2 separate regions of the Homo sapiens genome follow, and region 1 is linked to region 2. Evidence: read pairs that join two places in POLR2A ChIA-PET (ENCODE). Cell type or tissue: Panc1. All regions are shown on one strand.

The links. Peaks named below come from ENCODE experiments on the same cell type or tissue, not always from the same donor. Only the 100,000 strongest peaks of a DNase experiment are listed, where the experiment ranks them.
Region 1: POLR2A ChIA-PET joins it to region 2 with 15 read pairs; 3 of 35 experiments call an interaction of 5 or more read pairs at or near these places.

What each region holds. Positions count from the first base shown.
Region 1 is chr19:38,594,962-38,597,461 of GRCh38, reverse strand. MAP4K1 (mitogen-activated protein kinase kinase kinase kinase 1) reads left to right here. Exons shown (of 31, transcript NM_001042600.3): 24 at 78-136; 25 at 325-428; 26 at 976-1,150; 27 at 1,461-1,523; 28 at 1,733-1,822; 29 at 1,907-1,977. It overlaps MAP4K1-AS1 (MAP4K1 antisense RNA 1), which reads right to left and starts at 1,115. Exons shown (of 3, transcript NR_134907.1): 1 at 1,026-1,115; 2 at 67-209. RefSeq lists an enhancer at 228-728. In Panc1, no CTCF peak of the experiment used is centred here; DNase peaks (open chromatin) are centred at 720 and 1,171; H3K4me3 peaks cover 846 bases.
Region 2 is chr19:38,671,773-38,674,272 of GRCh38, reverse strand. The region is part of intron 1 of ACTN4 (actinin alpha 4); the gene reads right to left. Among named protein-coding and RNA genes, the nearest start is that of ACTN4, 25 kb to the right of the region's middle. In Panc1, no CTCF peak of the experiment used is centred here; no DNase peak of the experiment used is centred here; H3K27ac peaks cover 1,680 bases.

The DNA of each region.
Region 1 (2,500 bases), 77 kb after region 2:
CACACAGCCTTATAATTCCTCCCATGCCCCTCTGCCTCCTGCTGTCCTACCCCCCTTCACACCTACCTATTCTCCAGGAAGAACATGGTTTCCACCAAGATCCAGGACACCAAAGGCTGCCGGGCGTGCTGTGTGGGTGAGAGAGAGCTTCACGGGTGTGCAGAGAGTGGGCGGGGCCAGGCCAGAGGAGGGGCTTGAACTGCATCCACCTGAGAAGGTTACAGAGTTAAGGCAATGTGTCCAGAACCCAGAAGATGGGTGGTAGTGTGGGTGGCGAGGAGGATAGAGGGCATTGATCTTGACTCATCCTTGCCCATGCCACAGCGGAGGGTGCGAGCTCTGGGGGCCCGTTCCTGTGCGGTGCATTGGAGACGTCCGTTGTCCTGCTTCAGTGGTACCAGCCCATGAACAAATTCCTGCTTGTCCGGGTAAGGGGCTTGGGAGGGTGCTGGGAACTCTGAGGAGTGGGTGGCTAAGGCCTTGCACCCTTTGCGCTTCTATCAAGAGCTCCATGAAGCCCCACCTCCGTCGAGGCCCCGCCCCAATCTCCCGAGGCCCCGCCCACCTGCGGTCTGCGCTTGGAGCCTCGTCCTTCTGAAGCCATCCTGATCCTTAAGCGCCGCCCCTCACACCTGGGCCTAATTATTCCTCAGGCTCAATGCTGCCACTCCCTGGGTGTCCTAGTAGAGCCCATTTAGAGCCTGTCTCTTTGAGTGTCTAAGCAGGTTTTGCTATCTTTGGGGCCCTGCCCGTCTGCCGCCAAGGTGGCATGCCCCCACATGGAAGCCACACCCACTCGGAGGTCACGACCCCCGTTCCCGCGGAGGCACCAGGCCTTATCCCCTGACATTTCTAGACGGCATCCCCCAAGACTTAGGGCCCTGGTTCGGAAGTCCCAGGCCAGCTACAAGCCACGCCCCCTGAGGCCCCGTCCTGAACCACCCCCTAGCCCGCCCCTCCCTGTGCGGCCCGCAGCAGGTGCTGTTCCCACTGCCGACGCCTCTGTCCGTGTTCGCGCTGCTGACCGGGCCAGGCTCTGAGCTGCCCGCTGTGTGCATCGGCGTGAGCCCCGGGCGGCCGGGGAAGTCGGTGCTCTTCCACACGGTGCGCTTTGGCGCGCTCTCTTGCTGGCTGGGCGAGATGAGCACCGGTGAGTGGGGCGGAGTCTTGCTGAGGGCGGGGCTTATCAGATCCGGAGGGGCGGAGCTGGAGGCGGGGCTTCGCTTAGCCTGAGGCACTACGGGACTGAGAAAGGGCTGGAAGGGCGGAGAAGGGAGAATGGCAGGTTTTAGTTAACTGGGGAGATTGATGATGGGGTGGGACCGGGATGGTGGGCGGGGTTTAGCCCACTTGCTTGTGAACTGAGGCGGTGGCTAAAGCACAGGTACTGGCCTTCTGGGGGTGGTGTGGGGAAAGGGGAATGGGGTGGGGTCAATCCTTAACCCACTCCCCCCAAACAGAGCACAGGGGACCCGTGCAGGTGACCCAGGTAGAGGAAGATATGGTGATGGTGTTGATGGATGGTGAGAACCCTCCTTCCTCCCCTTCCTCCCCACCCCTCCAGCTGCAGTCCCTAGATCTCTGCCTCCGAACTTGTGCTTCTCAGAACCCCCTGAGCCCCTCTGGGCCTTGCCCCTGTCCTACATAGCTTTCACACTGAATTTATGGATTGGTCCCTTAGTAACCCTCTAAGCCTTGCTCACAGTTCTTAAAACCGTCTATCTCCTTCCAGGCTCTGTGAAGCTGGTGACCCCGGAGGGGTCCCCAGTCCGGGGACTTCGCACACCTGAGATCCCCATGACCGAAGCGGTGGAGGCCGTGGGTCTGTGCAGGGACGGGAGAGCCCAGGATCAGGGGTGGAAACTCAAGTGATCCCCAAGGGTAACGGGCATTGCTTTCTCCCCAGCTATGGTTGGAGGTCAGCTTCAGGCCTTCTGGAAGCATGGAGTGCAGGTGTGGGCTCTAGGCTCGGATCAGGTAAGCCCCTCCATCCAAACTCCACATCACTGCCCCCCAGCCTCCATCATGACATTCATCAGATGGGCTCCGAGAACTCCTGAGTCAGAGTGTGAAGTCCTGGAGGGGAAACATCTTCCAAATTTCAGTTCAGATAGATCCCCTTCTTTGCCCCAGGATTTATTTTTTATTTTATTTTTATTTATTTATTTATTTAAGACGGAGTTTCACTCTTGTTGCCCAGGCTGGAGTGCAGTGGTGCGATCCCGGCTCACTGCAACCTCCACCTCCCGGGTTCACGCGATTCTCCTGCCTCGGCCTCCCAAGTAGCTGGGATTACAGGCATGCGCCACCACAGCTGGCTAATTTTTGTATTTTCAGTAGAGACGGGGTTTCACCATGTTCATCAGGCTGGATGGTCTTGAACTCTTGACCTGGGGTGATTCACCCGCCTTGGCCTCCCAAAGTGCTGGGATTACAGCTGTCAGCCACCACACCCGGCCTATTTTATAGATAGATAGATAGATAGATAGATAGATAGATA
Region 2 (2,500 bases):
TTCCCACAACCCTGGGTCCTCCTGCCTAGAACAGTGTTCCCTTCTCTGAGGTTGGCTCTAACTCTCCCTCCAGGCCTCACTTCACTGTCATCATCTTGGAAAGTCTCCCCTGACAGCTCCCACACAATCTATTGCAAGTCCCCCACTGTCCCCTCTTAAAGGACTCTGGTCTTTTCCTTCATAAAAATAATCACACCGGGCGCAGTGGCTCACGCCTGTAATCCCAGCACTTTGGGAGGCCGAGGCGGGTAGATCACAAGGTCAGGAGTTCAAGACCAGCCTGGCCAAGATGGTGAAATCCCATCTCTACTAAAAATACAAAAATTAGCCGGACGTGGTGGCAGGCACCTGTAATCCCAGCTACTCAGGAGGCTGAGGCAGAGAATTGCTTGAACCTGGGAGGCAGAGGTTGCAGTGAGCTGAGATCACGCTACTGCACTCCAGCCTGGGTGATAGAGACTCCATCACAAAAAAAAAAAAAAAAAAAATTATACATATATAAATATATATATATAAAAATATATATAAATATATAAATATATATAAGTATATATAAATATATAAATATATAAATATATATAATATATATAAATATATAAATATATATAATATATATAAATATATAAATATATATAAATATATATGAATATATATAAATATAAATGAATATATATGAATATATATAAATATATATGAATATATATAAATATATATAAGTATATATAAATATATATAAGTATATATGAATATATATAAATATATATTCATATATATAAATATATATGAATATATATATAAATATATATAAATATATATGAATATATATATATAAAAAATAAAACCACAATTTGGAACACTCTATGTATGTCTTGGGTTTTCATTGTTGGTATTTTTTAATGCCTATTGTCCCCGACTAGGCTGTGTGCTCCATGAGGACAAGAAGAAGGACTATTCTGTTCACATCTCATTACTCAGCACCTTGTTTACGGCACATAGTGGGTATAAATAAATGCTCAATAAATGATGAATAGGCCGGGTGTGGTGGCTCATGCCTGTAATCCTAGCACTTTGGGAGGCTGAGGTGGGGGGATCACCTGAGGTCAGGGGCTTGAGACCAGCCTGGCCAACATGATAAAACCCTGTCTCTATTAAAAACACAAAAACTGGCCAGGCATGGTGGTGCATGCATGTAATCTCAGCTAATTGGGAAGCTGAGGCAGAAGAATCGCTTGAACCCAGGAGGCAGAGGTTGTAGTGAGCCAAGATTGTGCCACTGCACTCCAGCCTTGGAGACAGAGTGAGACTGTCTCCAAAAAAAAAAAAAAAAAAGAATGGATGGCCAACCCCATCATCTCCATCAATCATGCTGAGATGATCAATCACTTAAAAATGGTTACAGGGGCCGGGCATGGTGGCTCACGCCTGTAATCCCAACACTTTGGGAGGCCAAGGCAGGTGGATCACTTGAGTTCAGGAGTTTGAGACCAGCCTGACCAACATGGAGAAACCCCGTCTCTACTAAAAATACAAAATTAGCCGGGTGTGGTGGCACATGCCTGTTATCCCAGCTACTCAGGAGGCTGAGGCAGGAGAATTGCTTGAACCCGGGAGACAGAGGTTGCGGTGAGCCGAGATCGTGCCATTACACTCCAGCCTGGGCAACAAGAGCGAAACTCCATCTCAAAACAAACAAACAAACAAACAAAGAACATAGATCAAATAATAGAACCTTGGCAGGGTGTGGTAGCTCACACCTGTAATCCCAACACTTTGGGAAGCCAAGGCGAGTGGGTCACTTGAGGTCAGGAGTTCAAGACCAGCCTGGCCAACATGGAGAAACCACGTCTCTACTAAAAATACAAAAATTAGCCAGGTGTGGTGGCATGCATCTGTGGTCCCAGCTACTCAGGAGGCTGAGGCAGGAGAATTGCTTGAACCTGGGAGGTGGAGGTTGCAGTAAGCCGATATCACGCCACTGTACTCCAGCCTAGGCGACAGAGAAAGACTCCGTCTCAAAAAAAAAAAAAAAAAAAAGAACCACATGTAAGAAATACTGCTGTGTGGGCCATACGTCTGGCAGGAAAGCCCACTATGAGAACTCCCGCCATGTTCGTCCCTACCCTAATGTACCTTAGGTGGCACACCCAGGGAGAGCGAGAAACTCTCTCATCCTAATCGCTGTAGTATAGCAGAATAACATGACAGGCCAGCAGGACAATGAAGTCTACGCTGCCCAGCTCTTTTTCTGGGTGGAAAGCCCTCTTTCCCTCACAGAATTTCCATCCATGGAGAGCAGTGAGCAATGCAAAGCATTACAACCATTTTTCTTCCAGCTATTTCTAGGCACACAAATAACATCTAAGGACTCAAGGCCAGCCTGAGAAACAATTGAGCCAGGAAATACTCAAGCCAGTGCAGAGGTAACAGAGCCTAAAAAAGTTAAAAGCAGAGGGCGATGCCTTCATGGCGAGCTTCCTGGCTTTTCCCAGACAGACTGCCT